2 separate regions of the Homo sapiens genome follow, and region 2 is linked to region 1. The links are chromatin contacts, found by Hi-C or POLR2A ChIA-PET in ENCODE. All regions are on one chromosome and are shown on one strand. The core of a region is the stretch at or near the end of the contact, and the rest is flanking DNA. Distances in the headings are between cores, read along the strand shown. Region 1 holds the start of STMP1 (short transmembrane mitochondrial protein 1). Region 2 overlaps ATP6V0A4 (ATPase H+ transporting V0 subunit a4).

Evidence for each region. A loop is a pair of places that touch in the nucleus more often than their neighbours do. ChIA-PET counts read pairs that join two places held with the same protein, here RNA polymerase II (POLR2A). Pooled maps may share reads with other maps.
Region 2: a loop to region 1 is called in a pooled map, with 8 times the contacts of the local background. The contact joins the enhancer-like site here to the promoter of STMP1 in region 1. A Hi-C loop is called at or near these places in 3 of 50 pooled maps. POLR2A ChIA-PET finds 5 or more read pairs at or near these places in 2 of 52 experiments (Caco-2 and naive thymus-derived CD4-positive, alpha-beta T cell).

What each region holds. Positions count from the first base shown.
Region 1 is chr7:135,657,654-135,664,416 of GRCh38, forward strand. STMP1 (short transmembrane mitochondrial protein 1) reads left to right here and starts at 4,861. Exons shown (of 3, transcript NM_001130929.2): 1 at 4,861-4,941. The coding sequence starts at 4,927. It also overlaps the pseudogene RPL15P11. RefSeq lists a silencer at 4,736-4,955 and enhancers at 5,595-6,119, 6,120-6,644.
Region 2 is chr7:138,747,951-138,754,668 of GRCh38, forward strand. ATP6V0A4 (ATPase H+ transporting V0 subunit a4) reads right to left here. Exons shown (of 22, transcript NM_020632.3): 11 at 4,675-4,887; 12 at 1,217-1,367. Among named protein-coding and RNA genes, the nearest start is that of TMEM213, 47 kb to the right of the region's middle. RefSeq lists an enhancer at 2,211-3,013. Within about 2 kb of position 4,706, at least 8 of the 41 ENCODE cell types and tissues checked have a DNase peak (open chromatin) inside an H3K27ac peak, as active enhancers do.

The sequences.
Region 1 (6,763 bases), core at 3,611-6,110:
GAATCACTGGTATGGGACTGGAAAAGGTGGAGATCAAAAATTAGAATTTTAAAAGGCAAGTATCAGAGAAGACCACTGGATAAGAGAATTGAGAGTAACGGTCCTTAAAGTGCTGGTCTCTTGGGGTATAGACTAGACAGAAAAGGACTGAAGCCTTCCAGAAGGGGGCTCATAGCTCATGAGAATATGGAATAGCTGAGTGGAGATCTGGCTAAGGTCAAAGGGCTGATAGGAGAGGAGGTAGGATTTGGGAGTATACTTCACAGGTCTAGGATATGACAAAGTGTTAACGATCACGGTAGAGCACTGCTGAAGGGGAGTGAAGGTGAAGGTCACTGGAAGGAAGGAGATCTGGAAAGTACAAGTGCATATGGCCTTGAAGTCACCCAAAATTACGATAATGTGGCACTGAAAGGAAGGCTGTGGGTTAGATGCCAAAGCCTTCAGTGAATGAGGAGACTGCCTCAGAAATCAACAGATTAAGACATTAAGAAGGGCTAAAGGTAGGCTGGGTGCGGTGGCTCACGCTTGTAATCCCAGCACTTTGGGAGGCCAAGGCGGGTGGATCATGAGGTCAGGAGTTTGAGACCAGCCTGGCCAACACAATGAAACCCTGTCTCTACTAAAAATATAAAAATTAGCTGGGCATGGTGGCGGGCGCCTGTAATCCCAGCTACTCAGGGGGCCAAGGCAGGAGAATCGCTTGAACCCAGGAGGCGGAGGTTGCAGTGAGCCGAGATCACGGCATTGCACTCCAGCCTGGGTGACAGAGCTAGACCCCACTGCAAAAAAAAAAAAAAAAAAAAGGGAAGGGGGAGCTAATGGTAAACAGGAAAGTAAAGGAAGTGTTTTTATATAAGGATATTGAAGGGATAATCTGGAAGTAGCAGTGGGGAACAAAAGAGTCCTGCCTTGCTTCTCCATGCCCTGTGTTTATTTAGAGAAAACACCTTTGAAAAAGCCTTAGAGGAAAAGCTAGGCTTCATTTAAGCCTTATCTTAAGGAGAGGATAAGGTTCTACGAAATAAATTTTAATAACTATCCTTATATTGCGTTCAGAGGCTGTGCCAGACACTTGTTGGGCGCTGAGGATGGAGTCATGAGCTCAACAGGTGAAGTCCTCACCCTCAGTGTAGCTCACAGTCCGGCATCTTGCAACTCAAAGTCTGGTCCATAGACCAGCAACATCATTTGGGGTTGAAAGAAATGCAGAAAGTTAGGCCCTACCATAGACGTACTGAATCAGAACCTGTAGTTTAATAAGATGCCCAGGTGATGTGAATGAAGATTAAAGTTGAGAAGCACTGGTTAAGTCTTGAGTGAGTCAAGTTTTAACCTGGACAGACTGGAAAGTATGGTGTGTTGTAGCCATCTCCTAGTATCCCTTCCCTCTTCCCTCTTGGCAGCCACTTTAGTTCAGAGACCCTGCCCTTTCTAGTTGTAGTTGATTGTGGAGCATCTGACACCATCTTGACCCATCAGTTTTCCTTTCCCTGGCATTCGAGAATGGCAAAGAGAGAGAGATCCTATTAGGAGTAAACTCAACTTACTTGAGTTTACTTGTTAAATGGTGATATGGTTTGGCTCTGTGGCCCCTCCCAAATCTCATCTCCAATTGTAATCCCTGTAGCCCCGACGTGTCGAGGGAGGGACCTGGCGGGAGGTGATTGGATCACGGGGGCAGTTTCCCCCATGCTGTTGTTCTCTTGATAGTGAGTGAGTTCTCAAGAGATCTGATGGTTTAAAAGTGTTTGGCAGCTCCCCCCTCCCTTTTTCTCTCCTGCTACCATGTGAGATATTCCTTGCTTCCCTTTAGCTTTCCACCATGATTTTAAGTATGCCGAGGCCTCCCCAGCCATGCAGAATTGTCAGTTAAACGCCTATCCTCTACAAATTACCCAGTCTTAGGGAGTTCTTTATAGCAGTGCGAAAACAGACTAATACAAATGGCTAACCACAGAGTGTCTCTATTGGTTAGCCATTTAATAAATAAACCCAGGTCGGTTGCTGTGGCAATATGCTGGAAAGCAGAAAAACCAGGAAGTGGGTGGGGGAAGACAGAGAGAACAATGAGAGATGTTTGGAGAAAAGCAGAAATAGGAAATGTTGATTAGATTTCTATAGCTTTCCTATTCCCTAGGTAAACTAAACATCCTAAATTCCTTCCATTGATTGAACAGACCCTCTTTTTGGCCAAAGGGACTCCAGAAAGACCTTAAAACTGAGTTCCCAGACATGATGGTACGGGAGGTCAGACATGCCTCGTTATATCCCCTCTCCTTTGCAGTTTAAATGCAACAACTGATCAGCATTAATGTTAAAACACAGACCAGGGGGAGTAAGCTCTTTCCTTTCTGTCTGGCAGCAGCCATCAGGTAAGCCAAAATGGATGCATACAAGTACATCCAGGAGCAATGGAGGAAGAAGCAGTCTGATGTCATGCGCTTTCTTCTGAGGGTCTGCTGCTGGCAGTACTGCCAGCTATCTGCTGTCCACGGGGCTCCCTGCCCCACCTGGCCTGATAAAGCACGCCAGCTGGGCTACAAGGCCAAGCAAGGTTACATTATATATAGGATTCATGTTCACCATGGTGGTCAAAAATGCCCAATTCCTAAGGGTGCAACTTATGGCAAGCCTGTCCATCATGGTGTTAACCAGCTGAAGTTTGCTCGAAGCCTTCAGTCCATTGCAGAGGAGCGAGTTGGACACAACTGTGGGGCTCTAAGAGTCCTGAATTCTTACTGGGTTGGTGAAGATTCCACATACAGATTTTTTGAGGTTATCCTCATTGATCCATTCTATGAAGTTATCAGAAGAAATCCTGACACCCAGTCGATCACCAAACCAGTCCACAAGCAGAGGGAGATGTGTGGGCTGACATCTGCAGGCCAAAGGAGCTGTGGCCTTGGAAAGTGCCATAAGTTCCACCACACTATTGATGGTTCTTGCTGGGCAGCTTGGAGAAGGCGTGATACTCTCCAGCTCCACCGTTACCACTAATATAAGTAAAGTTTGGGCCAGGCGTGGTGGCTCACGCCTGTAATCCCAGCACTTTGGGAGGCCGAGGCGGGCGGATCACAAGGTCAGGAGATCGAGACCATCCTGGCTAACACGTTGAAACCTCGTCTCTACTAAAAATACAGAAAATTAGCCGGGCGTGGTGGCGGGCGCCTGTAGTCCCAGCTACTCGGGAGGCTGAGGCAGGAGAATGGCGTGAACCCGGGAGGCGGAGCTTGCAGTGAGCCGAGACTGCGCCACTGCACTCCAGCCTGGGTGACAGAGCGAGACTCCGTCTCAAAAAAAAAAAAAAGTTTGTAAAATTCGTACCTAATAATTTAGGACAGTCATGTCTGCTTACAGGTGTTATTTGTCTGTTAAAACTAGTCTGCAGATTGTTTCATGAATGCTTTGTCAAATTATGAAAATTAAAGTGCAATAATTTTTGAAGACAATAAGGGATGGTGTATCTTGTTTCTAATAAGATGAACTTTTTTTGTCTTTGCTTTATCTTATTAGGGAGTTATATATCTTATTAGGGAGTTAGTGTTTAAAACATACTGTGTGGTATAATAGGCTTAAAATAAATTCTTTAAAAGAGAAAGAGAGAAAAAAACACACACATACACAGACCGGAAGACTGACAGAACAGACTCTTTGTGGCGATGATACAAATTGTCAACAGGACCTATGGCCATCCCAGGCAAGAAACCCAGCTAGGCCAGTGAAACTGAGAGCCAACCTGATGAGGCCTGCCAAATGCAACTTCTCTCACTTGTTTTTAGTCACCTGCTTTTAGTGGATTAAAAAACCCACATAGCTAAAGTCACAGAGCTAAACAATATATATCTAAGCTCCCACTATCTTCCTTATGGATAACATCTCTGACATCTGGGTTGCTTGATAAAGGTTTCTTGTTTTTCAGGAAGTTGGGGTCAGTTCTTGTACAGTTTAAACCACCAACCTCTCAACTGGGCCTGCATGAAAGCCCGATGGGTGTCCTTCTGACATTAGAGGGCCAAAACCTCCACACTCAGATCATGCTAAGGATGTCATTTTGTGACCATGTATCCTATAAAGAGCCATGAAGCTTGACTACCTCGCGCAGATAACCCATTGCCAAACTTTTCCTTACCTTCAACCGCCTTTCCCCACACCTCAGACCACCCTGCTCCTCTATCCCATAAATATCCCTAAAACCCATCTTTGGGGAGGCAGATTTGAGATCTGTTCTCCCGTCTCCTCGGCTGGCTGCCTGGTGAATAAACCTTTTCTCTGCTACAAAACTCATCATCTCAGTGACTGGCGTGCGGCACACGGCAGCATGGGCCCCATACGGTACCCAGCCTCTACCTTGATTACACAACACCTGATTACACAACGCTGATTACACAGCACACCTGCGGAGCTTTGAGAGCTACAAGCCTCCTTTCCTCCCCGCAAAGTCCAGCTGGGCCCAAGTAGAGGATGCTGCAAAAGCCCCCACGATTCAGCTGCGAACCTAGGGATGGGACCCGCTGCTCATGCCGTCCTTCTAGGTTAGAGAGCCCTAAACTGGGCTGTGTATCAGAATAGTCCGCGTGCTGAGAATAATATAGATTCCTGGGCCTCGGCCCAGGTTTACAGAGGCGGGATGCTCAAGGATGCCCAGCCAGGCTCGGGACTTGCTCTTCGCAAGTCCTGTCGCGCGCTCGCTGCCCCGCCGGTTCAGGCGGTGAGGCCAACGCGCTCCGCCAGGGGGAACCTGGGCGCTGCGACACTGCAAGTCGTTTCCGGGCGCGGGCTGAGTGGGAGGAGCGGGGCGGGGCGTGGCGTGACCCGGAAGTCGACGAGGGGTTCCGCCCCCCCCGCGCATGGGGAGGTAGGCTCGGACCGGCCCGCGGAGCTGCTGCAGTCCTTCGCGCCCTCCTCGCCCTCCCCACCGACATCATGCTCCAGTTCCTGGTGAGTGGAGCTGCCGAAGAGCGGGGCCCGCTGCCTGGGGCGTGCCTCGGACCCCATTTCCCCCTTGAGGATTGCCGACCCCGCCGACCCGGCCTGGGCGTGGGTCCAGCGGTCCCTTCGTCCCCCGCGCCTGGTCGTCGCCTCGCAGGGCGGCCGTTTTCTTCCTGCCTCCCCAGAAAATCCCTTTGCCAATATTTTTCTGCAGCCATCCAAGTCCCTAAAACTTTGAGGTGTCAGAGAGTGTGCGTTTCCAGAGCTTCTTATTGTGTGCCGCGCCCCGCGCTCATTGTGCAATCTTTGTATTAAAGCTTGTGTGGTCCTTGATGACTTTTCGTAGTCCGCCCCCCTTTCTTTCTGCGCTCCTGTTCCATTACATGGTCGCCGGCCGGTCCCTGCTGTGGAGCCCTGCTAGTTGGCTTTTCTGAGGAGGTAGGAAGGCCAGGAATAAACCGTAAATTAGCCACCTCACGAAGTCCGAGAGGCTAAGTCCTCATCAGACCTTTCAGAGTTGGAGGAATGAGTCAGACACTGGTATACAAGTAATTTTTCCCAAAATGTGTAAGCATGAGTAAGCAGACTATTTCTCTTGGCTCCTTATTTGAGTTAAAAACGAGTTTTCTGGCAAAACTCGGTATATTTCAAAAATTGCTTGGTGAAGGTTCCAGGAGTTGCTCATCAAATTTTCAAGTGAAAGTTTTTCTGCCAAGCTATTGTGCATTCAAAACTTGATGCTTTCAACCTCTATTTTTTTTTATTTTTTATTTTTTTTGAGACGGAGTCTCGCTGTGTCGTCAGGCTGGAGTGCAGTGGCGCAATCTGGGCTCACTGGAACCTCCGCCTCCCGGGTTCAACCGATTCTCCCTCCTCGGCCTCCGGAGTAGCTGGGATTACAGGCGCGCACCAGGATGCTCAGCTAATTTTTGTATTTTTAGTAGAGACGGGTTTCACCAAGTTGGCCAGGCTGGTCTCGAACTCCTGACCTCAAGTGATCAACCCACCTCAGCCTACGAAAGTGCTGGGATTACAGGCGTGAGCCACTGCTCCCGGCTCAAATGCTGTATCTTTTTTTGTTGTTTGTTTTAACGGAGTCCCGCTCTGTCGCCAGGCTGGAGTGCAGTAGTGCGATCTCGGCTCACTGCAGCCTCCGCTTCCTGGGTTTAAGCGATTCTCCTGCCTCAGCCTCCCGAGTAGCTGGTGCGCGCCAGCAGGCCCAGTTAATTTTTGTATTTTTAGTAGAGACGGGGTTTCACCCCGTTGGCCGGGATGGTCTCGATCTCCTGACCTCGGGATCTGCCTGCCTCAGCCTCCCAAAGTGCTGGGATTACAGGCGTGAGCCTCCGCGCCCGGCCCCAAATGCTGTATCTTTATCAAAGAGATTAAAACACAAAATGCACCCCTTTTGTCCTTTTGAAAGATGGTAATGGATTGTTAAATCCAATTAGTCAAAAGAGTGTCCTTAATCTGCCCAGCTAAGACAGGGCTGCTCCTTTGCCTCTAGGAGTTTCTGTAGTGTCCTAACTAGATGTTAGTTTAGGAGTTCAGAATAATGACAGTCATTTTCTTGTAGTAAACACTAGATTAAAAGCGGTATCACTTAGCTCCAGAGTATAGAATGATGTAATTGAGCTGCTTACTATATCTGTTGCTCATTGATAAACTGAGAGGACATGATTCAATTACAGTTAACTTTCTAAGTGGTTTTGCAGAATGAGTCTATTTGGTTTTGCAATAAACTTTTACTGTGTGTTAATTTTTTTTTTTTTTTTTTTTTTTTGAGACAAGGTTTCTCTTTGTCACCTAGGCTAGAGTCCAGTGGCACAAT
Region 2 (6,718 bases), core at 3,456-5,955, 3.1 Mb after region 1:
TCGCTATATTGCCCGGGCTGGTCTCGAACTCCTGGTTTCAAGCAATCCTCCCACCTCGGCCTCCCAAAGTGTTGGGATTATGGGCATGAGCCACTGTGCCCAGCCTATGAGTAGGCATTCTTATTCCCCACTTTACAGATGTGCTGAGGCTTACAGAAGCTAAGTGACTTGTCAAAAATCACAAAGTCAAAAAAAAAAAAATCACAAAGTTTGATGGAACACAAGATCAGCTTTCTCTCTCTAGGTGCTTTCTATACTCTTCTCCACACCCATCTTTTGTCTGTTTCCCCACCATTCACATGCACCACACACCACCAGCAGTTTGCTCGCAGGGACCCTCAACCCAGGAGGCCCCTGCATTACAGGCCACAAATTCGACTGGGCCTCAGGCTGGAGAAGAACAATCACCATGCACTCCTTGGATAAAGGGTATCTGGTCTATCCTTTCATTTTATTTTATTTTATCTATTTTTTGAGACAGGATCTCGCTCTGTCACCAAGGCTGGAGTGCAGTGGTGCAGTCTCAGCTCACTGCAATCTCCGCCTCCTGGATTCAAGCGATTCTCCTGCCTCTGCCTCCTGAGTAGCTGGGATTACAGCTGCCTGCCACCATGCCCTACTAATTTTTGTATTTTTAGTAGAAACAGGGTTTTGCCATGTTGGTCAAGCTGGTCTCGAACTCCTGACCTCAAGCGATCCACCTCCTCCGCCTCCCAAAGTGCTGGGATTACAGGCGTGAGCCACCAAACCCAGCCTACACCTTTATTTTATTAACCAAGGTAGCAAGATTCCACAGCTTAGGACACCAAGAATCGAGTCTTCTAAGTTCTGTGTACTGGTGTCTTTCCCACACAATAACCACAGGACTGTGAAGATGCCAAGATATGGCCCTCATTGTATTGGTGAAGGAAATGAACACTGACTTCGGCTGCCTGATGAGGTTGCAGTTTAAGGGTGCACAGGTGAAGACAAAGAACAATTCTTTCACCAATCGGCATTTATAGACGACACCACAGGGTATTACGAAACCAAGGAGGATTTTAGGAATCCTACTACTTGCCCCTACTATCCTACTTATTCCTCTGATTCCCACAGCTACTACCCTAGCCCCAAGCCTCACAGTTTTAACAAGTTCACCACCTCGGTCACCTCAGGGGTCCATCTTACCAGTTTTCACTTTCAAGCTACCCAGTCGTGCAGTTCATCAGATCTTTACCTGGGTTTATCTCCCGGTAGCTGCCGACACCATAGGCATCAACAATATTCTGGAAGCCAGCTGTGAATTTATTGGTCCTGTTAAATGTGGGAGGGGCTGTTTTAGATTGCACTGTGGTCATGATGGGGGCCATGGAGGAGCCACTTAGTTCCTGGAAAAAAAAAAAAAAGCGACAAAGATGTAAGGAGAAGAGTCTTGGGCTGGGTGTCAGCACAAAGGTCACAGTCCCAGCTCCTGCCGTCCCTCACTGAGCGAACTTGGGGCAATCTCTTGATCTCTCTGAGACTCACGACCTTATGTGTAGAGAGTTAATACCTTCCCAATACTTATCCAATTCATCTCATGGGAGGGCTGTCAAGAGAATTGAGTCCCTCTGGAGTCTCTGACAATCTCCCGTCTCCTACTGCTGTAAATGCGAATGTTATGACTCCTGGCCCTCTATGCTTTCCTCCTCTCCACTTTCTCAATTCATCCCCCTCTTCCAAATGGCTCTGGCCCTTCCCCAATTTTTTCCTAATTGCCTGCTTAGACTTTCAAACTCCAATGTGTCACCAACCCCACAAAATCCAGGAGTCTAATCCTGAATTCATCAACTCTCCACAAAGCCAGGTCCCCTCCACAAACTCCCTGCCCCTTCAGCAGAGCCTCCATTCTCCCAGATTCCTAGAATCTTGGAATCATGGATTTGTCCTTCTCTGGTTTCAGTCAGTCGATCACCCAGCAAAGCTTGCTAGTTCTCCTTTCGGAATCTTTCCTCCGATTCCCACAGCTATCACCCTAGCTCCAAGCCTCAGCATCTCTGCCAGCCTCTCCCCTCTCCGTTTATCTAACACCTAGATTGCTCAAGCACTCTTTTAATAAAACAAACAAAAAGCACTATTTTACTCATGTTACTCTCCTGCTTTAAAATCTTCAAAGGCTGCCTATCGCCTAAAGAATGAAATCAAAACTCTTTAGTCTTGTGATCAAGACTACTTAACAATATGCCTTAATCCTCCATTCACACCTTCACCCTTCCCCACGCTTCCCCATGGAAACTGGCCATGTCTACACTAGCCACCTCTCTTCTCCACTTGCTCAAGTCTTTTTTCTTTTTCTTTTTTTTTCTTCCTGAGACAGGAAGTCCCAGGCTGGAGTGCAGTAACATGATCATAGCTCACTACAGCCTCAAACTTCTGGGCTCAAGTGATCCTCCCGCCACAGCCTCCTGAGTAGCTGGGACTACAGCCATACAGTGCTATGTTACACAGGCTGGTCTTGAACTCCTAGGCTCAAATGATCCTCCCACCTCAGCCTCCCAAAGTGCTGGTATTACAGGCGTGAGCCACTGCATCCATTCTACCTACTCGAGTCTTAACAATTCCAAGTGCTCCCTGTCCAGGAACCGTACAGCCACCGCACACCCGACAGCACGTGCCACATGCACACCCACTGGGATCTGACACCAGCTGGACGAGTGCTCACGGTCCCAGCTTCAATCCTCCTCTGCTTTCAGGAGGCCGCACCTCCCTTCACCTGCTCCCCGGCCAGCCTCCCAGCGCTCTGCGCATGCATCACTTCCTCCAGGACGCACCCCCGCCCTGCTCAGCCTGGTTGAAATGCTTTTTAAGTGCCCCATTTAGGTGGTTTTTGGACCATGATGTGGGGGCATCGACTGTTTTGAGGAACAGTTTCTGTATTCAAACCCTGCCTCCTGGCTATAGGACTGTAGTCAGGTTACTTCTACTTTCTGTGCCTCCATTTCTTTATCTGTACGAAGGGGATAAAGAAAGCTCCCACCTTCTAACCCATTCCTACTGCAAGGCCTTTACCTTCAGATTCCTCCGCCTGAAAAACCCTTCCTCCCGCCCCCAACCTTCCCATGCTATCAATGCCGCCTGCTCAGAGAGGGTTTCTTCAGATAACACGAGATCTGCCGTCACCAGATATGCCACCCAGCTAGTTCCCCATCGGCCAAACCAGCTGCATGCCACCCACTCCTCAACCTAATGGCTTCACTCCTCCCACCCCGTGAAATTATTCAAACAAGCTAATCACATCCTTCTGCAAGAACCAAAGGTCACCTCACCCTCGTTCACTGCAGAGCCTGCCTCCCACCGGCCCTGCTGCTTCACTCTGCTCCCAAACGCAGTTCCCGAGGGCAAGCCCTGTGTGGCCCGCATGGCGTGCGGTGTCCTTCTCCCCTGGGCTCTGAAGACGAGTGACTAAAAACAGCTGTCAAGCCCGTCTGTCCAGTGTCAGGGTAATGTGTTCGGCCATCTTGTACTATTTAGGGCAGGAGGGGGTCCCTCCTTCAATGGGGTGAATAACGGTGATCAGAACAAGCCCCCACTCTCCATCCTGCCCCTCGCCGTCCCCTGCTTGGTTTCCTGCCCACCACTCATCACTGCCTGAAATCTCATTAGTCACGGACATGCCTCCGTGTCCCTTTCTAGAATGTCTATCAAAGCAGGGTCTTGGCCTGCCAGTGTGTAAGCCCTAGATCCGTTCCTAGTACACAGGGAATGTCTAAGGAATGAATGGAGGGAGCGGTGAGAACTCAACGAGGACAGAGTGCTTAGCCATCTCGGACACACCGCAAGCGATCTACATATTTTGGCTCTTATTATAGATGCTTGGTTATTCATCTTTCTAGCTAGACTATAACCTCCATGAGGTAACAGGTGGTATCTACAGTCTAGCAGAGTGGAGCTGGGCATGGTGGCGCGTGCCTGTAGTCCTAGCCACTTGGGAGGCTGAGATGGGAGGATCACCTGAGCCCAGGAGTTTGAGGCTGTAGGGCAGTATGCCCATGCCTGTGAACAGCCCTGCACTCCAGCCTGGGTGTCATAGCGAGGTCCCCATCTTTAATAAGAAAAAAAAGACAAAATCCCCCCAAAACGATAGTCTAGCTGAGAGACTGGCACATTAATGCTCAGTATGGCCGGGTGTGATGTCTCACACCTGTAATGTCAGCACTTTGGGAGGTTGAGGCAGGCGAATCACCTGAGGTCAGGAGTTTAAGAGCAGCCCAGCCAACATGGTGAAACCCCGTCTCTACTAAAAATACAAAAATTTGCTGGACGTGGTAGGGCGCACCTGTAATCCCAGCTACTCGGGAGGCTGAGGCAGGAGAATCACTTGAACCCGGGAGGCAGAGGTTGCAGTGAGCCGAGACTGTGCCACTGCACAACAGCCTGGGCTACAGAGCGAGATTCTATTTTTTTTTTTTTTTTAAAAAAACCTCAATACGTACTCACAAAAGGTCAAAAAATGGTGAACAACTGTCAAACACTGAAAAGACAAAGGAATTTCTTTTATGTCCTCGAGTGGGGTTGATAACTGAAGACACAAAGATGAAGGAAGCAATCCTACCACCAAGTCACTTGAGTTCATGTGGCCCATGAGGCCAACACCCTCTGAGAGCCCAGCAGAGGGGCTGACTCATCGGACCCCTCCTGGCTCCACCTGCCACGCACCATGCCTTGCTCCAGTGCCCTCTTGATACGTGTGGCATCTGCCACCGGGAACCAGATCTCGGCGATGACACACTGCTGGGTGACGTCGATGTTGCACATGTTCAGGATGTGGTAGACAGCTTTCATCTTCTGCACCTTGATGAGCCAGGAGTGCCAGTTGGCAGCGGCTTCCTGCAGCAGGCGCTGGCGGTGAGACTCTGTTTGTGTTATGACCTATACAAAAAACAACACACAGGAAAACAGAGAACCTTCACAGAGCTGTTTGACAAGGTGCCAAAAATGGAGTGTCACAGGCCACAGCAGCTTCCTCTGCTCTGGCAGGCTCCTTTGACCTGTGGCTGTCACCTGGCCTTGAACTCTCCTGAGCAGTTTATCTCCCCCGCTAGAGGCTAAAACCCTTAGGCAGAGATTGTATCTTCCTTTTCTTCTAAATTCCTCATTGTCCTATTGTTATGGGTTGAATTGTCCACATAAAAGAGTCCTGAACTCTGATACCTGTGAATATGGCCTTTTTGGAAAGAGGGTCTTTGCAGATGGAATCAGGTTAAGAAGAGGTCATACTGGATTTGAATGGGCTCTAATCCCATATGACCACTGTCCTGATAAGAAACGTAGACACAGAGGCACACAGGGAAGAATACCACGTGACAACAGAGGCAGAGAAGTAGGCACTTGCAAGCCAAGGAATGCGGAGGACGGCCCGCAGCACCAGAGCTGGGGAGAGGCAAGGAGGGGGCTCCCTTCAGGTCTTCCGAGGGAGCACGGCCCTGCTGACGCCTTGATTTCAGACCTCTGGCCTCCAGAACCATGACAGAATAAATCTTTATTGTCTTATGCCACCCAGTTTGCTGTAATTTGTTACAGCAACCCTAAGAGATTACTACATCTACCACAACCCTTTACATACATAATCCCTCCAATAAATGACAAGTGAATGAATGAAGGAATGAATGGACAATTGGGCCCACACAGAATTTATTTAATGGAATCATTTTTATGTTTTGATGATACAACAAACAGGGTAATCTTTTTCAGCACACATGGCCTCTGTAAGAGACACACTGTAAGACAGACATGCTGGCTCTAAGATTAACGAGAGCCATGAGGCCACCGAAGCATCTCACAAGCCCAATACTACCTGTCACTTTGCAATATAATGCCCCCTGGCCTGGGGATTTCCAGGAGACAAGAGCACCTCAGCACAGAGGTGACTTTCAGAAACCTCAAAGAGCATAGCCCGAATTATATGCCTCAGCATCAGACAGTGTCTAAGATTCATCTTTGGCAGGGACTGAGCCAAAGGAGAAAGCTGCCCCTGCAGAAGCTGCTCAGCTGGGATCATCTGAAGCCCTCGACACAGCAGCAACCCGTCATACTAAATGTAAGCACACATCTAGCAGAATTTATTTTCCATTCTCCTCATGACGTTTTCATAAAATCAAGCATGGAGAATTGGGGGGAAAGGACTTCAATGGCTTTGGGGAAACAGTGTTCCTGACAAGTGACAAAGAAGTAATGGAGAGGATTAAAAAATTAAACACAGGCCAGGCGCAGTGGCTCACGCCTGTAATCCCAGCACTTTGGGAGGATGAGGTGGGTGGATCACCTGAGGTCGGGAGTTCGAGACCAGCCTGACCGACATGGAGAAACCCCATCTCTACTAAAAATACAAAATTAGCCAGGCATGGTGGCGCATGCCTGTAATCCCAGCTACTCGGAAGGCTGAGGCAGGAGAATCACTTGAACCCGGGAGGCGGAGGTTGCGGTGAGCCGAGATTGCGCCACTGCACTCCAGCCTGGGCAACAAGAGCAAAACTCCATCTCAAAAAAAAAAAAAAAAAAATTAAACACAGGTTTTCTGGAAAAGTAAAGTTGTCTGCTAGCCTAAGGGTTTTGAAAGAGGCACATATCTAATTTCTTAACATACTTGTCCAGAATCTAAAACTGAGTTGACTTCTACCACAGCCACATGCAGCTACTAAATTTTATGTATTTTATTTCCTTTTATTTTATTTTGAGATGGAGTCTCGCTTTGTTGCCCAGG